Linked DNA regions of Homo sapiens: regions 2 and 3 are each linked to region 1. A link is a loop called in an ENCODE intact Hi-C map of the cell type or tissue named here. Cell type or tissue: PC-3. All regions are shown on one strand. Region 1 has its middle 86 kb from the start of RAD51B-AS1. Region 2 has its middle 10 kb from the start of RAD51B-AS1. Region 3 overlaps RAD51B (RAD51 paralog B).

Region 1 (4,000 bases):
AGAAGAAATTAGCCAGCTACTGTCATTGACATGAAGCCTGTTCCTGGAATTTTTTACTCCTCCTCTTAAAGGCATATTCTGGAAGAGGCAATCTGAGAATGGGGCCCGTGCTCTCCTACAGCAGAGAAATAAACTGAGGCTAGGCCAGGAGCTGTGCACCGTCTGGGGGAACCATACCCAGTGGGGAGTGGCCAGATCAGTCCCAACACTGAAATTGTTTACTGTCATCCACTCCTGGTTGTTAGGGGACATTGAGGATGACAGGATAGAGAGTAGGGAAGGAAGGACCAGCCAAGGAACATTTTCCCTATAAAATGAGACTCCCACCCTACTCCTGCCCTTGTTAAGACTTCATACACTATGGAATACTATGCAGCCATAAAAAGAACAAGATCGTGTCTCTTGTAGGAACATGGTTGGAGCTGGAGGCCATTATCCTTAAGAAACTAATGCAAGAACAGAAAACCAAATACCACATGTTCTTACTTGTAAGTGGGAGTTAAATGGTAAGAACTTATGAACACAAAGAAGGAAACATCAAACACTAGGGTCTACTCATGGGTGGAGGGAGAAGAGGAGGGAGAGGAGCAGAAAAGATAACTATTGGGTACTGGGCTTAATACCTGGGTGATGAAATACTCTGTTCAGCAAACCCCTGTAACACAAGTTTACCTATGTAACAAACCTTCACATGTACCCTCCAAACCTAAAATACAAGTTAAAAAAAAAAAAAAGGACACAGATGTAAATTGACCCTGATGGAGAGAACTCTACTCTATCCTTGCCAGGTCACAAGAAGGTGAGATATTTACTTTTCAAATGATTGATGCTGAAATGGAAAGGACTGTATCTCGGGGGCACAAACCCAACAGAGTAAATGAAGATCCTACTGCTTCAGCTCCTGGGATTTGTTAAAGTGGGGACCAGCTTAGAAAAATAGACGGCCGTCCTAGAGACCCATGGCAGTCTCGGTCTGATTTTAAATCTAAATTCTCAAGTACAAGTAGCTTCCCAAGAAGAGAAAGCTACTTCTACATAAAGAGGTGGTATCAGTAGGAACTCCTTAAGCCTTACCTTTTTATTATTGATGATGATGAAGTGAAGCTTCCTGTTGATATCATTGTCAGACCAAGCACAGCACACCAACTCAAACCTCATTCATTCATTCATTCATTCATGTGTCCTTTTAACAGACGTCTACTAGACACCTTGTGTGTCCATGAACCAAATACCATGCTTAAGACCAAGGATTCAGAAATGTGTTAGCTGTCATTCCCCCTCCAGGAACTCTCAGCCAGGAGGAGATGTACTCAGGGAAAAGGAGAAATCACAGTATAACCATTGTAAAATCCTTTCTGATAAAATCGCAGAGTGTCTAATACTCCTGTTCCACATACATAAAAAGAAACTAAAGTGTAGAGAAGGGAGGAAAGTCCCGAATTTAGTGTGTAGCAGATCCAGGAGTAAAACAAGCATTCCTCGGTCTGGGGTAAATCCCACCGGGACTGTGTTGAGACCCAAATTCCTCTGAGTCCACGGGCCCCTTCAAGTCAGATGAAATTCCAAACAAGCCAGAGCCTAGCTGAACAGTTCCACGGTGCCGGGCTCCAGTGTGTTCTGGAAGGTTCTCGTGGGCTGTGCCTCCAGAAGACGGAGGCGGGGAGGAGCCCCACAGGCCCAGGGCAGTGTCAGGTTCCCCCTTTTCTGTCAGCAGGCATGGAAGAGCCTTTAAGAAAATGGAGTATTATTATTATTTGTTTGTTTTTACAGTGACTCAGTCTGTAGTAACTGGGTTAAAGTCCGCTTTGAGAAAAGGAGAACAAAAGACCTCCTGTTAGTGCTGGAAGTTTGCCTCTTAAGATATCACTGAGAGGAACTGGGAAGAAAAAAAATCCCCAGCAGGGCAGAGGAAGCTGCAGGCCTTCAGGAACACAGCAGCACTTTGGAAAGGAAAACACGGCCGACTTTCATCTCCTGCGCCGTATCTGAGCTGGCCGCTCCCTTTGCCGCTGCTTTATGGCCCACTGCGGTGCTGACCGTCGGACATCGGCCAGTACCCTATTCCCACACTCTTTGAACACAGGGGGCTGCCAGGAGTGGTGGTAGTGTGGGCATATCTCCATAGCCAACCAACCCCAGGCTGAGGAGGAGGGAAAGGATGTTGCCATACGAAACATACTACGTGCTGGACGTTATTCTAACATTACATATCATAACTCATTTCGTAAACACCAAGGAGGCTAGCATCCTCCTTCTCCAGCCACAGCAGAAGTTGCGCAAGGTGGAAATCTGGCCCTGCCCTGTTTAGGAAACTCATTGCAAGTAGAGGAACCGTGGGGTGAGTAGGCTCCCAAATGGGTAGGACCAGATTGCTAGGTGGTCTCTTCCAGGTTGCAGACTCAGGCCATCTGACTCTAAGACCTAAGAACTTAATCCTACTCTCTTCAAATGAAAACAGAAAGTCAGAGGAAGACAAGAAAGTTTTTCTTCTCACGACCTCCCATCAGATCCGCCCCATCTACATTAAACTTGTACCCGTGTCCTTCATCAATCAGCTCAGTGGAAATGTTATTCTCACCCTTGGCCACCCAGATCAGGAAATCGGTCTGGACCATGAGTGACATGCTGGTGTTGGCCTTCTTCACCATAACTATAAGAAGCTGGAATGTTCCCCTCCAAGGCTATGAAAGAAGGATGGAGACAAGAAGGAAAAGACAGAAATTCTGTGAAAGTCTCAGGTCCTTCCTCCTTTCGGAACCACTTCACATAATCCTCTTCCTCCCCAGGGGCTCCCGAAAGATTAGGCTTCACTTGCAGGTCCCAGGCCCTGGTCCTGCAGAGTGGTTGGGCCTTTGGGGTCTCTCAGAGAGCCTAATCATTCTGTTTTCTGAACAAGTCATAGTTTTGCTGACTTCTGACCAAACCCCCATCGAAACCCAAGAGTGGAAGTGTGATTGTGGTCATCTATACCCTGTCCCCCTACAGGACTCCCTGTCCCACGGGATGCAGCAGGCAGGTGTGGGAAAGCCTACCTGATGGCCGAGATCATTAAGCAGCGGCCCTCTGATTTTCTGTACAGCTACTCAGTGACTTGGAAGGGATTCTTTGCACTAACAAGCAGTGCCTCCACAAACAATGAGTTGAGGGGAAAGACTCAAAAGAGGCCGATACAATGCTGTTTGGGATGTTTCTCCCTTTGGCTGGCCTCAGGGGACTGGGCCCGTCATGTAATCACTGGAGATTTAGGGCCTAATTAAACTCTGGCATTGGGCCAGCATGCTGGTGGCCCCTTGAGTTTCCCATGTCCACCCATGTCTAGGGTATTAAACTCTAGACTGGGAGTGTGTACTGCTTAACTGATCCCACAGGAGCCAGCCCTCATTATCCAACAGGCTGGGTATTGGCAGCCCACAGGGCTCGGCATTGGCAGGTGCAGTCCTGGGGAGGACTGCATGCCTTTAGGTTAACGGTCCCTACATCAGCACCCGCTGGGGCCACAGTAGAGGGCTTTGTGGATCACCTCTGCCATTGGGACCCCTGGCATTTCCTTCCTTTCATGGCCTGATAAAACCCAAGCTCTGAGAGTTAGCAAACTGATACCCTTTAATCATGCCTTATATTTATAAAGGCCTTTGTCCAGAGAACTCCAAGTGCTCAAAAATGTCAATTAATTCACTCTCCCAGCCTCCTTTAGGGAAAAGCTGGTGGCAGGTGTCATCATCATCACCAGAGGTGGCCAAATCATCTTCTTAGTGGGCTGTCCTGGATATTCTTTGTGTTTAAAGAGCATTTTGCTTCTGAGCACATGGTTGGGTTTTGCACAGCCTGAAGCATAAGAATTGAGGTATTTCCTTACTTTACAGCTCTAGAGAATTCTTGTGTGTGGGTACCCGTGAAACACAAACTGAGTGCATGCTTTCTTGAGTTTGGAAATTTTGTTATTGTTTGGTCTCAGCATTTGCTGGTAGTAAATAAGTAAGCAGAAGTAAGCTGCTTAAGT
Region 2 (4,000 bases), 97 kb after region 1:
TCCGCTTAGATTAGCTGGGAGGTTCAGTAGAACCTGCAAGCTTCTCTCTCCCTGGAGGGAGGCAAGGGACACAGGGGAACTTTGGGACAACTACACAGGGCCTGGCAATATTTGCAGACAAGGGGATGGGAGGGAGCAGGGGTGGCAAGAGTGCCAGCAATGCTCCCAGGGCCCCACACCAGCCACAATGCAGCCTTTGGAATTTTAGAGAAGGAGCTCCCAGGGGAGAGTTGGACTAGAGTTTCAGAGTCTCTCTCAGTGCCCACATTTTGTGATGCCACTGCTGATGCTCCAAAGCAGAGATGCCCATCCAGTTGCATTTTTAAGCTGCTGCAATGCAGTAAACTTCCCTGGCCAAGCCTTGGCAAACCGTCTGTAGCAGGACTCCCATTTCTTCCAGGCTGTCCGCAGAGCAGATTTTCCTAGGCATGGGACTTTGAAAGCCACAGAAGGAAATGGAAGACAAAAGAAAGAGCAGAGCAGGGGAGCCAATGGTCCCCTGAGTCTTCATGTTTATGAGGCTACTTGGGACCTAGGAGTTCAATAACCTGCCATCCACACATTTCACACAATACAATTGACTCCGTGCAATAGATGTGTTCCCAGAAGCTGTCTGGGAACAGCTAAAATTTGAGTAATAATTTTATGTGGTGTTTTCATACAATTTGGATAATCTGGATAATTGTTACATATCGTGGTTTGGCTTAAAGCCAGGGTTACCCCTAACAATAACAGAAGTGTTGACTGCTTGGGGCCTGGCACCTCCCACTTGGACCTGCGGTTTGTGAAAGGCTCCTCCTAGGTCTTGGCCCCCTACTTGTCTTCCCTGGAGTCTTCTGTCCTGGTAACTGCTCCAGAGTCATCCTCACAGCGTCTTCCTCCACACCCTCTGTTGAGCACCCAAAGCTCAGGATGTGCCACAGGAAGCAGGGAGAGAAGACGCCACCCTGCCTTCAAGGAGCTCCCCTGGGAGCTGGGTCTCCCCAGATGCATTTCTGGGGATGTCTGTGAAGCCCATAGCTGGGCAGCCCAGACCGCCCCACACAGGAGGCGCTGGGCTCACCAGCTAAGGGTGGGAGCTCCACCTGGTCAGATCTTGCTCCAGGTCACTTTTAAGATTGCAGTGCAGGCACTGGGCACTGGCCTGCCCGAAGCCTGCCTTATCCAGGGACTCATTTCCTGGCTTTGCTTCTCCTCTACCCAGCTTATGAGAGGAGTGCTAGGAGAGGGAGGGAAAACAGAAATCTAAACTTGCTCAGGGGTCCTATTTTGTATCTTCCCTCTGAGCTTTTTTGGTTTCAACCAAAGCATATTCCCCCTCTTTTCTGTGGACTCAAAACCCATGCCCCTCACTTGGACCGGGCCTTCCTCTTCCCGCTTTGTCCACCAGCCTCAAGTCCCATGATAGAATCTCCTGGATAGTGTTTCTTTAACTGGGCTCGAGCCCCACAGTAAAGTCTTGGTCCTCCGCCGGCCAGAGCCCACATCTCTGATTCAGCAACAGGGGCAGGTGTTCAGGGCAATCTGGGTTAGGTCCACTGAAAACCAAAGGAAATAACATTGGTCTGATTCAAGGCCTTCAGAAATGAGTCAGCCCCCGAGCCCATCAACCATCACTGTTACTCAACATCACACCCACGTTATTCATGAAGTATTGTCTTCAGCTTACTAGACAACAGAGCCCCACCAGACTCTGGGAGGCTGAGGATGACTTATTGGTCTGCTGTGGGCTCAACATCAAGTACATACCTTACCTCTGTCCAAAAACTGGAGTGGAAGAGCGCTGAGTCAGGAAGGCTCATGCCCCGAGGCGTCTTCCCACAAGCCTCTGGTCACCCTGAACAGTCTGTTCTGGATTTCACACCTTGGAAAAAAGTCCTCTATGAGTACAATGAGTGGAAAGAGTCTTAGAGGAAGAGTTGGGGCCAGGTGGCCAGGTATGTGCAGCACCTCTGCCCAGCCCTCCTTGGCCCACAGTCTTAGGCTGGTAGCCTGCATCCTATGCAATAGCCAATGTTACTCTTGTTTTTCATTCCTTCTAAATGATCCAACTGAGGACCTGCCAAGTTGAAGTTGGATGTGACTTTCCTTCCTATGGGGTAGAGGGGGACTTTTCTGGGTGTAGTGGGAAAACACTGTGGCCAAACACATGACTCTGGAGTCCCAGAGGCTTGGACTCAAAGTTCCAACCCTGCCATGTACCAGCTCAGCAAGTGACTTATCCTCTCTCAGCCTGTTTCCTCTTTGATAAAATGGGGATAATAACACTGTCCATCTGTAAGACTGTTGTGAGTTTTCAATGTCATAGTGCACATAAATGCCTGGCACCTCGTGAGTGCTCCCTCAACGGCCCTGCCAGTGTTGTTGCCACTGTTATTATTATTTTAGTTAGTACCACTCTCACTACCATTCTCCCTAGGCCGGAGTCTTCTTTCACATGAGACCCTTGTCTTCCTGATTCTGGTATCCTCAGCACACAGGCACAGTCGGGTGCAGTGAGTGGTAGTCCAACATAACTTCTGAAGGGGAGGAGCCCCAGAGAGAGGGAATGGCATGTTCAAAGGTCCTGCGGTGGGAAGGTGCATGGAAAATTTGAAGAAAATGGTATAGAAAAAAGTCCAATCATTAGCTACAGGCCCCCAGCAGCTGCTTTAGCCAATCCTCCAACCTCCTCATTGGCATGGCAAGACCACAGAAGCCTGGAGCCCTGATACCTACTCCAGCCCTCTGCTCCTCTCACTGACCAGGAAACTTCCCTTAAGACAGAAGCCCTAAGGTCATCTGAACCCCAGAAGACCCAAGGAAGCAGAAATATACCAAATGAAGATCCTGAGGCCTTTGTGTTTAGTTACCATAAAAAAATAAGTCCCCAAACCTGGCTATTTGTACTTGGCATTGGATAATTCGAAGGTGATTGAGGAAGGTACTGGGGAAGGAAGCCCAGGCAGGGGCTGTGGTTGCCAGGTGGGGAGGGAAGACTTTGCAAACTAACCCAAAAGCAAGCATGGGGTGCGTGCCTGTCTTCCATGTAGTTCCTAACCCCCTGCCCCCAACACGCCCATGATGCATGGGAGCAGCCCAGTGCCACCAACCACACTGAAGGCTTATCCTCCACTCCATCCCGCTCTTCTCCAACCTCCTAGAAAACTGTCTCTGTTCCCATCCTTCCTCTGCAAGAGCCTCCCTCAACTTAAGCTATTAGCCCTCCCAGGAGCACTTGCATTTAATAAAAACGAGGACCTTAACACTTCACAGGAGGGGCTTATTAATGGTTCCCTTTCTGGCTTTTGGAAACTGCAGGGAGCAAGGTTTCTGTAGCAGTTGGCTGAGCCCTCAGGGATGGGAAGACAGGGTCTGATGAGGCAGAATGCCAGTTAGGGACCAGGCCCAAGGTGGGTCTCCCCAACTCTGTCTTATGCCCTATAACCTAGCTACCCTCTGTTGGTGGTGGTGGCGGTGTTGGTGGTGGTGGTCAGGTTTGTTGAAATTAAGTGTACATACAATGAAATTCATCCATTTTAAAATACAGTTCTTTGAGTTTTAGCAAATGCATGCAGTTGTGTAACCATCACCACAATCAAGATACAGAACAGTTCCATCACCCCCTAAAATTCTGCAGGGCTTCATTATAGTCAACCCCTTCCCCCAGCCCTAGCCATTGAAAACTGCTCATCAGGTATTTTGACCCATTAGTTTTGCCTTTTCCAAAAGGCCATATAAATGGAATCATAAGGGGCATAGCACGGAATCTGCCTTCTTTCATTTAGCCTAATGCACTTGAGATTCGTCCATGCTACCTGTATCAGAAGTTCGTTTTCATTAACCCCGTTAAATAGTGGGCAAAGGACATGAACAGACACTTCTCAAGAGAAGACATGCATGTGGCCAACAAGCATATGAAAAAAAGCTCAACATCACTGGTCATTAGAGAAATGCAAATCAAAACCACAGTGAGATACCATCTCATGCCCATCAGAACAGCAATTATTAAAAAGTCAAA
Region 3 (4,000 bases), 160 kb before region 1:
GGGATGGTGGTAGCTTCTTGTTGTTGCTAATCTCTGGGTTGACTCATTGTCCCCTATTTTCATTTCAGCTCTTCTAACACATTTGTAACTAATTCCCCAAATTGAATGCTCTCTCTTGAACTACCAGGATATGTCCCATTTTACTGATGGACCTTGACAGATACAGGTCTACATAAGCACCCTGGTTGGTACATGGTTAATATAAGACCCCCAATCTCTTCTCCATTGTCCCTGTTCCCCCAAAGGACTCTTCTGTCTACCATGGTTCTCCATCCCTCAGAGTTGGGCTCCTGGCCTGGACTGTCTTGAAGGGCAAACATTTGTGCTGTGCTTCCTGAATGGCATGAGAAAAGGAGCTCTTTTGGCCTAGCCTCCTTCCTGTAGGATTTTCCAAAACTTTCCAGATGTATCTAAGCTCAGGAAACATTTTAATGGCTGGAAATAATGTCTCATGGGGGTTGGGGGTTTGAAACCAACAGAACCTTCTCCAAAAGAGGTGTGTTGAAATGTTCCAGGGTCTGTATGCACACATCCAAACCCTGCCCCTCCCCTGTTGAAAGCATGGCAGGCTCCCACCCTTTAATTGGTTCATGTCGTAGAAGAGTTGGCATTCTCTGAATGCCCTAATGACATGGAGCAGAGGAACAGCTCCAAAGGCCAGAACTCTCTCCAGGAGGGAAAGGATTATTAAGCGGTTAGTGATGCATTTGGATTCTAATTCAGATTCCACCTCAGATTCTGTAAAGAGACTCCTATAACCCTCTTCTTTTGGCCTTATTTGGCTAGTAATAATGGTTGTAAGATTGATCTAAATCATAATAAATGTTGTCTAAGGCTGCTCTTACTGACTTAATGAATTGGAGCATTCTGAGTTTTTTGTGAGGATAGGCATTATCCAACTGCAGAATACATATTGATTCTTTTTCAAACAGGCTGTGGCTTTTACTTTGCAATGTTGCCCACATTTCATGACAACTTTCAGAACAAACTCTGTTGAGGGATGAAGATTATTGCTATCTGAATGCATTCATCAAAGAAAAGTAGAAGTGGAAGAACTATACTTCTGCCTTCTCATATTCTTCAGCATTGGGCCAAGAGTAGAAAGTAACCATCATTTCAGCCAGGCACAGTGGCTCACGCTTGTAATCCCAGCACTCTGGGAGGCCAAGGCAGGTGGATCACCTGAGGTCACGAGTTCGAGACCAGCCTGGCCAACATGGTGAAACCCCGTCTCTACTAAAAAATACAAAAATTAGTTGGGCATGGTGGCGGACACCTGTAATCCCAGGTACTTGGGAGGCTGAGGCAAGAGAATCACTTGAACCTGGGAGGTGGAGGTTGCAGTGAGGCAAGATCGTGCCATTGCATTCCAGCCTGGGCAACAAGAGCGAAACTCCATCTCAAAAAAAAAAGAAAGAAAGAAAGAAAGAAAGTAACCATCATTTCTAGTCTGTGGGGATCAAACTCCAGAAATTGCTAAATTATTGCATGTTCTAATACTACAGGGAACAGCTGAAACCTCATCCTTTTGAGAACTGGACTTGAATCCAAGCCAATATTGATTTATTTGGGATGTGTCTTGCAAGTCCACAAATGCTTTAACACAGTAATCACTAACCAGGATACTTATGTAGTTGTTTGATGACTCATAGAACTTTATAGACCTTGGGGTCAGATATATGTTTTATATGAAAAGAGCAAGATTTTAATGAAAAGGAAGTAGGTCATGTGCAACAATGTAACTACAGTTTCTGTGTCTCTGAAGTGTTCAGTTTTGTATGACATTGTTAGTTCTTTCTTCTGACCAAGTTTCCTTCATTAGCCTACAAGGGAGCCTATGAAGTGAATTCACAGCACCAGAAATAACATGAGAAGACCATAATTTTTTAATTATTTCAGAGATTAAGATTAATTTAGGCCAGGCACGGTGGCTCACGCCTGTAATCCCAGCACTTTGGGAGGCCGAGGTGGGTGGATCACGAGGTCAGGAGATCAAGACCATCCTGGCTAACACGGTGAAACCCCGTCTCTAGTAAAAAAACAAAAAATTAGCCGGGCGCGGTGGCAGGCACCTGTAGTCCCAGCTACTCGGGAAGCTGAGGCAGGAGAATGGAGTGAACCCGGGAGGAGGAGTTTGCAATGAGCCAAGATGGCGCCACTGCACTCCAGCCTGGGCGACAGAGCAAGACTCCATCTCAAAAAAAAAAAAAAAAAAAAAAAGATTAATTTATGGATTCTAGTATATAACATACATACATAAACTACTGTCTTCATATGTGGGTACCTGGAAAAATTTTTCCATTGCAAAAAAGATAATGTTATTCTAAAGTAAAATTCTAGCTCTGTTTCTAATTAGATATGTGATCTTGGACAAATGACTCTGAGTCACAGGTTCCCCTTCTATAAGAGAATTTCATGATCTAGAAGATGATTTCACTTTCTGGTTCTATGAAGAAGAAGCAATGCCATGCTATACCTCAGTTACTATTTTATACAGTGGGAAAAGTCTCATTATCAACGGGCGCTGGCCACATTGTTTGTGCTAAACCATAGGATATAACCCTAACACTCTGCTCAGTTATTTATTTGGCTGACGACTTCCTCTTGTAATACTTCTTGACAGGTGGTCAGAGGAATACCTCTTGGAATCCACTGGCAGAGCTTGTTAAAAATTCAGATTCCTGGACTTCCCAGACTAAATCAGCAGCTTTGGGGGTGGGTCTAGAAATCTGCATTTCTACATTGCTGGGCAATTCTTAAAGATACAAAGTCTGAGATCCATGGCCAGTCAACAGCACGTAGTGTTAATATATTCTATGATGTGAATTACTTTAACTCTCTTTACTCTGCGTCCAGTCTGCAGGGTCTTAGCCCAGGGCCTACTACTGACTGGATGATTTGGTCACAACCTTTCTCTCTCTAGGACTGTTTTCTTATTTATGAAATATGGGGTCTGGAGTATTAGTCTCTAAGGAATCTTTGTGTTCTAACAGTTCATGAAAATAGTTCTCTAGCAGCATCTGAGAGAGTTACTGAAACTACCTTAACAAATCCTATTTCTTGAGTGCCTACTATGTAGTAGGCATTGTGCTTTTTTTTTTTTTTTTTTTTTTTTTAGCTAGAGTCTCGCTCTGTTGCTAGGCTGGAGAGCAGTGGCGCGATTTCAGCTCACTGCAACCTCCGCCTCCTGGGTTCAAGCTATTCTCCTACCTTAGCCTCCTGAGTAGCTGGGACTACAGGTGCATGCCACCATGCCCAGCTAATTTTTGTATTTTTAGTAGACATGGGGTTTCACCATGTTGGCCAGCATGGTCTCAATCTCTTGAGCTTGTGATCCGCCCGCCTCGGCCTCCCAAAGTGCTGGGATTACAGGCATGAGCCACTACACCCGGCCGGTGCAGCTTTTATGTATGTTTCATTTATTCTTTATGCTAACCTGTGATATTATTATTATTATTATTATTATTCACACTTAACACTTAAGGAAGTGGAGGCTGTGAAAAGTTAAGTAACTTGTCCAAGCCGACTTAATCAATAAGAGGAGCTGCAGTAAAGTGGAATGAAACTGGGGCTGTGAACACCTAAAGAATGACCCAGGTTGTTGCTCCCCCTGAAACTTCACAAGGCCTGGGCCTCATGCAGTGCACTGCTCATTCACCCTGTGTTCCACTCTCCCAGCAAAGGAGTCCTGGTTTTGGTTTCTTTCGATGTTTACTTGGCCTCTTGCTTAAGCATTTGCCTTTCCTCCTCAATAACAGTGAAAGGACTGAAAAATAATAAAATAAAGAAAAGAAAATCCCAGGGCTGGAAACATTTTGTTTCCTACAAAAAGAATATTTTGCGGCCAGCTCTGTGGTTGAAAGTATTTTTCCTGTGGTCTAGGGATGAGTTGGATCCCATCTCTTCTTGGCCAGGGTCTGAGAACTTAGCCTGTGGCTTCCCATCGAGTCAGCACATAGCATGCTATTTTTTGAACGAGTGTCTGATGATGTTGAATGTG

The links. Hi-C counts contacts between places; a loop is a spot of excess contacts. Peaks named below come from ENCODE experiments on the same cell type or tissue, not always from the same donor. Only the 100,000 strongest peaks of a DNase experiment are listed, where the experiment ranks them.
Region 2: it touches region 1 in a loop (4-fold over the local background); 4 of 110 quality-filtered maps call a loop at or near these places.
Region 3: a loop joins it to region 1, with 4 times the contacts of the local background. A loop is called at or near these places in 4 of 110 quality-filtered maps.

The regions. Positions count from the first base shown.
Region 1 is chr14:68,597,084-68,601,083 of GRCh38, forward strand. It overlaps a transcript of RAD51B not described here. Among named protein-coding and RNA genes, the nearest start is that of RAD51B-AS1, 86 kb to the right of the region's middle. RefSeq lists an enhancer at 3,286-3,455. In PC-3, no CTCF peak of the experiment used is centred here; DNase peaks (open chromatin) are centred at 1,818 and 2,238; H3K4me3 peaks cover 1,331 bases; H3K27ac peaks cover 2,726 bases.
Region 2 is chr14:68,693,880-68,697,879 of GRCh38, forward strand. No RefSeq gene overlaps it. Among named protein-coding and RNA genes, the nearest start is that of RAD51B-AS1, 10 kb to the left of the region's middle. In PC-3, no CTCF peak of the experiment used is centred here; a DNase peak (open chromatin) is centred at 1,662; H3K27ac peaks cover 3,320 bases.
Region 3 is chr14:68,439,345-68,443,344 of GRCh38, forward strand. The region is part of intron 9 of RAD51B (RAD51 paralog B); the gene reads left to right. Among named protein-coding and RNA genes, the nearest start is that of RAD51B-AS1, 240 kb to the right of the region's middle. In PC-3, no CTCF peak of the experiment used is centred here; a DNase peak (open chromatin) is centred at 1,617; H3K27ac peaks cover 724 bases.